2 separate regions of the Homo sapiens genome follow, and region 2 is linked to region 1. The links are chromatin contacts, found by Hi-C or POLR2A ChIA-PET in ENCODE. All regions are on one chromosome and are shown on one strand. The core of a region is the stretch at or near the end of the contact, and the rest is flanking DNA. Distances in the headings are between cores, read along the strand shown. Region 1 holds the start of PDE8A (phosphodiesterase 8A). Region 2 holds the start of HDDC3 (HD domain containing 3).

The links. A loop is a pair of places that touch in the nucleus more often than their neighbours do. ChIA-PET counts read pairs that join two places held with the same protein, here RNA polymerase II (POLR2A). Pooled maps may share reads with other maps.
Region 2: a loop to region 1 is called in a map with no recorded cell type, with 8 times the contacts of the local background. The contact joins the promoter of HDDC3 here to the promoter of PDE8A in region 1. A Hi-C loop is called at or near these places in 1 of 37 single-sample maps with no recorded cell type and 2 of 50 pooled maps. POLR2A ChIA-PET finds 5 or more read pairs at or near these places in 1 of 52 experiments (activated CD4-positive, alpha-beta T cell).

The regions. Positions count from the first base shown.
Region 1 is chr15:84,980,606-84,986,305 of GRCh38, reverse strand. It overlaps PDE8A (phosphodiesterase 8A), which reads right to left and starts at 4,450. Exons shown (of 22, transcript NM_002605.3): 1 at 3,958-4,450. The coding sequence starts at 4,143. RefSeq lists an enhancer at 4,269-4,801 and silencers at 4,529-5,018, 5,339-5,388.
Region 2 is chr15:90,928,607-90,933,847 of GRCh38, reverse strand. HDDC3 (HD domain containing 3) reads left to right here and starts at 1,299. Exons shown (of 4, transcript NM_001286451.2): 1 at 1,299-1,419; 2 at 1,738-1,793; 3 at 1,904-2,144; 4 at 2,443-3,880. The coding sequence starts at 1,308. The coding sequence ends at 2,573. It also overlaps a transcript of UNC45A not described here. RefSeq lists enhancers at 1,102-1,151, 1,902-2,131, 3,762-3,991.

The DNA of each region.
Region 1 (5,700 bases), core at 3,201-5,700:
GAGGTTGGCTTGCAGCTGTACTATTATCTATCACCTTAGCTGCACTAATCCTTACATCTTTTATTTATTATTTATTTTTGAGATAGGGTTTCTGTCTGTTGCCCAGGCTGGAGTGCAGGGACGCACTCTCGGCTCACAGCAACCTTGAACTTCTTACCTCAGGTGATCCTCCCACCTCAGCCTCCCAAGTATCTGGGACTAAAGGTGTGCGGTGCCATGCCCAGCTAATTTTTTTTATTTTTTGGTAGAGACAGAGTCTTGAGATGTTGTCCAGGCTGGTCTCAAACTCCTGGGCTCTAGCAATCCTTCTGCCTTGGCCTCCCAAAGTGCTGGGACTATAGACATGAGCCACCGCGCCCAGCCTCTTTAATCTTTCTTTACAGGGAAATCTACTCTGCTCAACAGGGTAGAAATATATTATTCCCTGGGTACAGTGCTCTGAAGAGCAATAACCAGAGATTTCCACAAAACCAAATCCAAACTTTACAGCCTCTACTCTGGTTAAAACTGGCTTCTATTTCTACTTACCTGGCCTGGGTGGATTTTCAACTTGACAGCCTGGTTCACAAAATTCTCTAATTCAACATACGTTTACGGAAGGCCTACTGTGCATCAGGCCTGGGGGATACAGCAGTGAACAAAACAAACATGACTGCCATCTCACAGAGTTGATTAGTTGGGGTGTGGGGAGCATCAATCATTAGCAGTGCAGTGGGTGTTTGCAAAAAGGAAGATAGGGGGTGAGCATAGGGTCTCTAACACTACATGCAAATCTTTCAAGGGCAACTCAAGTCCTGGCTAGGGAAAGTGGAAATGGGGTAAATCCAAAGACTGGCAAGAAAATATTAAAATGTTACAGTTAAGGCTCACTCACACTGATTAAAAATAAACAAAACTCTAAGTGTTCAAACTGAACACAGCATTCATTATCTGTAACCACATAAACTTAAACTCCCGAAAGGAATAAACAGACAGAGGGTATTTTTAGTAATACTTAAATAAGTTCATACAGACAACCCAGCCTAATATATTGCAAGATCTAAAGTACCTTTGGAATCATTAAGAAGCAAATTACATTCGTTGAGTTTTACTGTTAATTATATTTCTTGTACTTTGAATATTGGTATCTCACATAAAGAATCAGGTCTTAACATGTGGCCTGCCTGACATACACCTCAAGAAAAGGGCTCCACAATCAACTAGTTTAGGAAATGATGCACACTCTAAAAACCACTTGGAGACTCACAGATTACTTTCAGAAATTAGGTTCTCTGACAAGCCCTACATAAAAGAACTCTGTTGAACTTAGTCTGAGCCAGTATAGGCCGCATATCTCTTATCCCAAATGCTTGAGACCAGAAGTGTTTTGGATTTTTTTTTTTTGGCTTTTGGAATATCTGCATTATATTTACCAGTTCAGCATCCCTAATCTGAAAATCCAAACTCTGAAATGCTCCATTGAGCACTTCCTTTGAGCATCATGTCAGCACTCAAAACAGACTTTGGAACATTTCTCATTTTCTGATTAGGGATATTCAACCTGTATTTCCCAAAAACTTACCAGACCACGGAACTCTTTTCTCATACAATACTAACAGTCCACATATTGTTCCATAGAACACATGCAGGATACACTTTAACGCAAAGTACATACTGCTTAACCTAAAAATGCAATTAGTTATCAATCTCCCACCCACACTGATAAACTGGTATTTACTAAATGCTGTAGGACTATAAAAGCATCCCCCAATGAATTTCTTGTTGAAATTCACTTAAAGATATGCTGACTTACAGTTTTAATAAGAAATTTTGTAATGAATTAAATTGCATCTTGAGATAATACAAAGAAACTAATTTTATGATTTAATTTTGCTAAATTGCTAGCAGTTTGCCTTCTCTAACATGAATTTCCAGAGCATAGTTAATATCTTAAAATTTAAAAAGATTCATTTTCAAAGAAAAAATATTAGACTAGAAAAAATGCTGACATTTACCTCTGCTCTACTATCTGACATGCCTAAATGCAAATAACTGTAAATGAGATATCAACATGTACAGTTCATGAATAACAAGTATGGGGCTATTATTTCTGTGGTTGTGGTGTTATAATTTATAATTTGACTCCTGCTCTGGAAATACTATTATTTTGAAGTCTACATAGGAGGCTTTATGAAATCAAATTCCAATGACTGAAAAAGTTTCATCAATCAGTTAACAATTTTTTAAGAAATCAGTAAACATTTATTTAGTACCTACTATGTGTATGCCACTGGGTTAGGCACTTTAAGGATGAAAGTATTTTCTGAGCCCCCAACACAAGACAATGGTCTGCCAATACAGAAGAATGGTTGAAGTAAGTACTTAAAAACTCAGGGACCTAACGGCACTGCGATAGCACAAGAGCAAGCTGCTGCTGCACTGGGGAGGCTTACAAGACACCTAGGTGAATTTTAGGACACCCAATCCACCACAAAAAAAGCCTGTAAGACACAAAGGCCCCTCACTATAAAAGGGCTACTTTGGTAATCTGAAATTATCACATTAGTCTGCAAAATGTTAGATTTGGACTGAAAACTTGAAAGCTGTTAAAGTTTCCATATGCACCTGTGTAACACTTTTTTAAAGCCAAGTAGGCTTAACACACAGCTTAACACTGATATTAAGAGCACCTTGAGTTAGTAAGCCTAAACCATCAGAGGTTTCTTTAAAGAATCTATAGGAGAAGGAATTCAATTTCTGATAATCAGAACAAAGTTGAATTTTCACTTAGGGTATGGGAATGGTGGGGAAATCAACTGTTATGCAACACTGAAAAAGACTTTCCCCTTTCGTACAGAAAAAGTATCATGACGACTGCTAGAAATGTAAGACAGAAAGTACATCAAACTATATCCCTCAAACTTCGGAGGTTCAGCAGTTCTCAGCAAGCAAGGAAAAATCAAACAAATTTTGCAAATTACTCTTTCAAAAACTGGTCGTGATGAGAGGGATGACAGCCAACAATCTGCAGCCATGCACGAATTTTGTTGTTGTTGTCTTTTACTGGTTTAACAAAACATAAACCAACGCATGAGTTCCAGCTTTAAATTCTGAAATGAGAGAACTGGAAAGCTGCTGCTGTGTGCCTTAATGATCACGTTTTTCTTTTTCCTTTTTAACTTTCCTTTAGAAAACCTCAACAAAGACTAAGCCCAGAAACTTTGACAAAACATAAGCCAAGGCAACATGCGCTGGAGAAGACACGCAATGTAAAAAAACAAAAAACCCCAGTCACAAAATGTCCCAGTAAGTCGGCTTAATAAAAGATTAACTTTGTTCTGCTGAATGCTTCAAAAATCGCGTTTCACAGTATTTTCTAATTACATATGCTTTAAATACAGTATGTATGCTAATAAACGTGGACCTCAAATACATGTGCAATGAAGCAAAGCTGATGTTCCAGATTACATTCTAGCAGTCCCGAAGAAAATGGTAACCTGCAACTGCATGTGCAAAGCTGACAGAGGGAAAAGAGTGGTGAGGCCAGTCGCCCTTCCCTTTCTACCACAGGAAAAGAACAAAGTTCACACTGATTTAACATTGCAGGGGCGCGCCAGAATATCCTGGGGGTTTCCCTCAAACACCCGCTCTTGGAGAGGAAATTGATGCAAGCGCCTCAGTCAACTTCACATCGGGCCCCGCCGCTCCGGGAGTCGGATGTGTCCAAAAAACCGACGCCGCGACACAGGCGGCGTCCTAATCGCAACCCTAGGAAATCAGGGTCGCGGGACCTGGGTCGGTCCTTCTCTGAACGCTGCCCCGGCAAGGCGGGAGACTGGCGTCAATCAGAACCATCCAAAGCGGGACAAGAGGGCACCGAGGCCGGGTGGGGGGGACCCCGCCCGGCCCCTGCGGGAAAGTTGCTTACTGGCCGGGCCCGAGTTTCGCGGCGGCCCCAGAGTGCCCGGCGCCCCTTACCTTCTTGCCGCTGCCGTCGCGAAGCTCCGACTCCAAGAGGCCGGCGCCGCGGGTCCGGGGCAAGGCGGCCGTCTTCTGGCCCTGCGGGAGGCGCGGCCCGCCGGACGACAGCGGCGGTGCCGCGGGGCTAGGCGCGTCCTCGGCCACCAGGCGCTCGGAAATGTGGATGCTCGGGGCACAGCCCATGCTGGCGGCGGCGCCGCGGACACGCTGGCGGGTAGCCGCGATCCGGTCAGCAAACGGCCCACCCGGCGCCTCCGGGCCGCCGCGGGCGCCGTGTCATCGCCGCCTGGGCGGGCGGCGGCGAGCGCGGATCTCGCGTCAGGAAACGCGGCCGCCCCTTTTATCGCGGTGCGGGCGCTGCGGCGGCGGCGGCTGCGGTGGGAAGGGGGCGCTTAGGCGGGTGGCGTGCCGAGGCCGCCCCTCCGAACATGCCCTTCCTGAGGCAGGAGCCGACGGCCGCCTCTCACATCGCCGGGCTCGCCTCGGCCGCGCTTCCGGGGAAATAGGGGGAGGAGATTTGCGCTCTCCTTACCCAGGAGCGGCTGAGTCCACGCCGCGCGAGCCACGCTGCCCTCGCCGAGCTGCGGCACGACCCCCGGGGGAGGCGAGCTCCCGGCCGCGCCCGGCCCCGCTCCCGCCGCCGCCGCCGCCGCCTCCCCGGCTCCAGACTCCGCCTAGATGTGGACACCCACGCCGCTCCGCCCGCTGGGCCGCCGCCTCGCGGAAAAGCCCCCCCAGGCCGAGTGCCGGTGGGGTACAAGGCTAGCCTTAGACGCTCCCGCTGGCCGGGGTTTAGGCGCGGGGTCCGAGGGAAACCCCTCGGAGCGGCCGGGCCACGTCCGCCAGGGTAGGGAGGGGAGCAGCTCGGCTCCAGCGGGGCCTGGGGCCGCACCGTCGAGAAGCGCAGAAACGGCTGCGCGCACCCAGGAGTTGCTGGCGGTACGGCTCCGGCTCCGGCTCCGTGATCCGGGCCGGGTTTTGCCGGCAGCGTGCCGCGCCGAGCCCCCAGCGGTGACCTCCAGCGGGTGCTGGCGTCAATGCAAAGCAGCTGGGGCGCCCGCCACCTCCTCCGGACGCCGCCCGCAACTGAGCATGCGCGGCGACGACAGGCGGGGCGCCCGACTGGGCTACCCAGAGAAGGAAAGAGACTTGCCCAGGGACACACAGCCACCTCCGTCCCGAGGCCACCAGAAGCCCGACCGCCAAATTCGAATTCCGGCTCCGTAACTTAGCGGCTACTTGACCTCGGTGGGGTCACCAAGTGTGAGCCCTGGAGCTGTTACCCAGAAAAGAGGCCGGTGGAAAGACCTCCTTTGGGGGTAGTGAAAGTCAAACTGGGGCGCCGCGCGCCGGGTCCCGGGTGGGTGGGGCCTGGGCGTCCGCGAGAAGCCGCAGCCCACGTGCGCTCCCTCGCAGGCCAAAACCTGGCGCGCCACGCCTCGGATTACACAGGCGCCGGGGCGGCCGCAAAGCTACAGCACCGGGCAGGCTGCAGGCGCCCGTCCTCCTCTCATTTTAACCAAAGTGCTAGTCGGGCGTCCGAGACCCCAAAGGCAGAGCCAGGGGAAGGGGCGTACGCATTGCAGGCCTGGGGCCCATGAGGACCCCGGACACGCACACAGCCACTAGCTTGCTGTGTGAACTGGGCCAGTCACTTAACTTCTTGGTGGCTGGGGCTCCTCCCCCACCAGCTGGAGGGCGGTGTCTCTGGGCGTCCATCACGTATCCTGTAGCGGGCTG
Region 2 (5,241 bases), core at 50-2,549, 6.0 Mb before region 1:
AAACGTGGGGCCTGCATTGCCAAACTGCTGAAGGAGAGAAGGCTCAAAGGACTAGAGGACAGAATGAGGGATGAGAGAGCAGCTGAGCCATTAGTATGAAGAACAAACAAGCATTTACAGCCAAATATGTTTCTACCCATTCTCCAACTTCCAGGCTGCCATGGAAGCTCTGGGAATTCTGACCCTCCTATTTCAGGTCCCAGAGACCTCAGTTCCAGCATGTGGGGCTTCCCTCCCTAACCTCTGCTACGTGGCAACCACCAAGACTAGCTGAAAACCAAGGGTGACTCCTTTCATTAGCCTTTCCCCTGAGCCTTATCTGCCCCAGCTACCAGCCAGAACACAAAAGCTACATGTCTGATTAGAGTATACTTAGCTAATAGGGAACCCCCTCTCACAGAGAAGTTCTATGGGGATCACCAGGTCTCTCTTACCCCTCAGCTGCCCCTAAGGCAGGGAATTTCTCCAGAAGGCCACCAGCCAGCAGAATTAAGTGTTATTCCAGTGCCTACCCAGGCCTGACAACATCATGCTCCCAGGACAGCAGTGACAACACTCATCACCCCAGGGGCCCACAGAAGATGCCTAGAGACTGAAATAGGAGCTCTCATAGCATAAGAAGACAAGGCAAATTTCATCTGCAACACTGAGGACAAACAAAGGCAGTTCCTGCAGAAACGTCACAGCTACCTGGGAGCCTAAGTCTGAAGCAATTAGGCAGGGCTCCCAGGGAAGGCTCTGATTTTTCAGGTCAGGCCCTAGGGTCTCCTGGAGGGTCCAAAGGTAGACTCCCCTGCCCACAGAACCTGGCCCATCCCTACAGGGAGAACTATTTTTAGAACACTTGGAGAATTTTCAGAGCTTTTACAGGTTGAAGATGGTTCTTGGGGGGAGCTTCTGGGAGAAGCTGTCTCTGACTCTGAGGGTGTGGGGATTGTTCTTTCTTCCCGCTCCCATAGTCCCCTGAGCCTTGGCCACCCTGGATTCAGAGCACTGTGAGGCCACTGCCTTATTTCTTGTCTGTCTTCCTCTTTTCCACAGACTGTGGGCTCCCAAAGAGCCAGGCTTATGTTCTTCTTGCACCCCCAACAGAGCACACTGAGCTGGGGGCTGCGATGCTGAAGGCAGCTGTCCACATCACTTGCTCTCTGCGCGGGCCGGTCAGCTCCAGAGGAATTCATCTGGGGCAGGCCCAACTCGGCCCGCTGAATTAGCCTCCACGATCCCCGGGCCTCCCCGGCGCCAGGGGGCGCTGTAAACGTTCCGTCCCTGCCCCTGCGGCCGCAGTCGTCGGCCCCATCCGCGCGATGGGCTCTGAGGCGGCGCAGCTGCTGGAGGCTGCCGACTTCGCGGCTCGCAAGCACCGGCAGCAGCGGCGGAAGGACCCCGAGGGGACCCCCTACATCAACCACCCCATCGGTGGGCGCGTCGGCCGCGGAGCGCCGGCTGCGGCACCTGGGTGGTGGGGACTGGGAAGGAAACGTGGGGGGCGTGCACCTCATTGAGCACCTGTTTTGTCCCAAGCTTAGTGCGATATACCGTTTAAGCCTCATAACAATTGGAACGGTAGGCATGATCGTTCCCTTTGTCGGTTGGCTCCCAGAGGGTAAGGTACTTGACCAAGGTCACCCAGCTAGTCAGAGTCCACAAGGGGCCACATCTGGCTCTCCAAAACCCACAACACACCGCCTTGGGACTACCTCCGACCTGACTTCCTGCTTTGCCCCTCCCCGTCAGGTGTGGCACGGATCCTGACCCACGAGGCGGGAATCACTGACATTGTGGTGTTACAGGTAACTTTCCCCCTTCTCTGCCAGGAGCCTGGGATGGGGATTAGGGGCCCCATTCAGCAATGGGCAACCCTTGGCTGACATCTCAGGGCTGAGTGGGAACTTGTCCCCAGGCGGCCCTGCTCCATGACACGGTGGAGGACACAGACACCACCCTGGATGAGGTGGAGCTACACTTTGGGGCACAAGTGCGGCGCCTGGTGGAGGAGGTAACAGATGACAAGACTCTGCCCAAGCTGGAGAGAAAGAGGCTGCAGGTGGAGCAAGCGCCCCACAGTAGCCCCGGGGCCAAACTGGTGAAGCTGGCAGACAAGCTGTACAATCTGAGGGACCTGAATCGCTGCACCCCAGAGGGTACGCTTTCGTATGGGCTGTAAGGGAAAAGGGAGGGGGATGCCGCCTTCTGAAGACACATGTTGGTCAGTTCCCCTGAAAAACCCTGGGCATTCTTAATTCCCAAATTAATCCTACTGGACCACTCTTTGATCTTCTTTCATACAGTAAAAATACAATAGCTGGGCCAAGGGGAAGTTTTCAGGACAGCTCATTCCATCAGGAACTCATGGCCTTGAACCAAGCTTGCCAGGAAGTGGGGAAAAGGCAGTGCTTTCCTTGACATCACGCTAGCAAGTTTCTGTCGACTCTTATGCAGGATGGTCAGAACATCGAGTCCAGGAATACTTCGAGTGGGCAGCGCAGGTGGTGAAGGGGCTTCAGGGAACAAACCGGCAACTGGAAGAGGCTCTAAAGCATCTGTTCAAGCAGCGGGGGCTGACAATCTGATCAGTGCTTGAAGCTATCCAGAGGCACAACTCCAGCCTCGTTCAGGCCGGACAGGATTCATACGCCATCTTTTCTGTGTCTCCTGAGCTCCCTCCATCCTTCCCAGATATTAGAGGCCAAAAAAAGACTTGCATTTTTTCTCAGTCTGAAGGTCTCCTGCTAACTAAGCTGAGCCCCGCGTGGTGGGAATCAGATGTACCCATCCATTTCTGATGCACTCACCGCCTCTCCCCAAGTCTTGGGTCTGTTTGCTATTTTGCATGGTGGGATCTCTGGCCCCTCAGGGACTTGAGATTATTTAAGTACTAGTTCCTAACACGTTCTGGAAAATAAAAATAACTCTGGGTTAAGGTTTAAGCTGCTGCTGCTCCTTCTCCAGCCTCCGACTGGTGGGCTGCATATCTTTCCTTCAGCAAAGCAGGACTAATTGTGTGTCCCGGAGTCACCTCCCTCAGGTTGCGGGCCTCAACCCCTCCGAACCTGGCTTCCTTGTCAGTGACATGGGTTGTGTAATTATCAGGTTAGACTGTGACGTGCCTGATGGAGCCTGACACATAGGTGCTCAAGAAATGGTAGCAGCCTTTCCCGTTAAGAAAGTTGGAAGGGGGCCAGGCGCGGTGTCTCTCGCCTGTAATCCCAGCACTCTGGGAGACCGAGGCGGGCGGATCACTTGAGGTCAGGAGTTCAAGACCAGCCTGGCCAGCATGGCGAGGCCCCGTCTCTACTAAAAATACAAAAAAAAATTAGCCGGGCGCAGTGGCTCGCGCCTGTAATCCCAGCTACTCAGGAGGCTGAGGCAGGAGACTCGCTTGAACCCGGGAGGCGGAGTTTGTACTGAGCCGAGATCGCGCCACTGCACTCCAGCTTGGGTGACACAGCGAGACTCCGTCTCAAAAATGAAAAAAGAAAAGACGTATCGGAAGGGAGTGCCGCCCGCTTACTGACAACCACTGCTGGGCACCGGAGAGACCCCAGCAGCAACATGATTGGGCCGGTGGGGGATTCCGGTTCCCCAGTACCTCAAGCCGCGCGGGAAACTCGGTGACTCGCAATCCCCTCGCCCTTCCGCATTGCGGGTTACTTCGGTTGTTAAGTGACAGGGACTTCCGGGAAGGCCCGGAAGTGGCCCGGGGCTGTCCGACCCCGGGAGCCCGGCGGTCGGCGTAGGGGAGGCGGTGGAACTTTGCTCGGTGGCCATGGGGAGGGATTGCCCGGTGGTGGTTTTTCAGTCGTTGCTGAGCAGCTGAGGTTTATTTTTATGTATTTTATTCTGCATCCAGTCATCCATTAAAGCCAAAGTTTATTAAGTTGTCTGGAAAAGCGATCATCTTGGGTACGAGGAAATTGTTAGGTCAAAGCTGTTCGACTACGATAGTTGTTTGCCCAAGTGAAGGCCCCAGCGGAGGGCTCTGCGAAAAAGTAGGTGAAAGGCAACCAAAAAAGCCGAATTAAAAGAAAACAAATGAACAAAGTTCAGAGTAATCCCCAGGGTATGGTACATTTTGGAGAACTTTGAACTTAATTTTTTTAAATAGTTTTGCGGGAGTAAGATAACGAGATTTTTTTAAGAAAAGATGACTTTGTTGTAGTCCACTTTATATATTTTGTTGCCTGTGTTTTTAGTGTCATATCTAAGAAATCGTTGCCAAATCTAATGCCATGAAGCTTTTCCTGTTTTCTTCTAGGAGCTTTCGTTTTAGCTTTTTTTTTTGAGACGGAGTTTCACTCTTGTTGCCCAGGCTGGAGTGCAATGGTGCCATCTCTGCTCACCATAACCTCCGCTTCCCGGGTTCAAGCTATTCTCCTGCCTCAGTCTCCCGAGTAGCTGGGATAACAGGCGTGCGCCACCACGCATGGCTAATTGTTGTATTTTTAGTAGTGACGGGATTTATCCTTGCTGCCCAGGCTGGTCTTTAACTCCTGACTTCAGGTGATCCACCCGCCTTGGCCTCCCAAAGTTATCGTTTTAGCTCTTACAAGTAAAGTTTTTGATCCATTTTGGGTTAAATTTCTTTTTAAATCAATTTAATTTGGTATAAGGTATACATGATGTTATGAGGCTACATACAGGTAGTAAAAAGGTTACTATAGTGAAGCAAATTAACACATCCATCATTTCACGTAGTTACCCAATTTTTTGTTGTTTTTGTGGCAAGAACATTTTGGGTTAATTTTTGTATATGGTGTAATTTTTTTGTATATACACCATATACAAAATATATGATGTATGGTTTTGCTTGTGGATGTCCAGTTTTCCTAGCACCATTTGATGCAAGGTCTGTCCTCTTAGTACCTGTTTTTGGATTTTTTTATTTTTTATTTTTTAGTAGAGATGGCGTTCCACTAAGTTGGCCACACTGGTCTCGAACTCCTGACCTCAGGTGATCTGCCCACCTCAGCCTCCCAAAGTGCTGGGATTACAGGCGTGAGCCACTGTGCCCAGCCTTGAATAACTCTTCACAATATTGCTTTCTAGAATTTTAGTTCCTGCCTCTTTTTAAACTATAAACTAGTATTACATTTATAGCCAGTATTTAGGTGTACCCTCCCTCTCATTAGTTTATGCCCCTAGACAAATTCTCTTTTTGCTTAAGTACACCTACTTTCTTCCACTAAAGTTTTGTACATTGCAAACTGTTGAGTCTTTGCATGTCTGAAAATGTCTTCA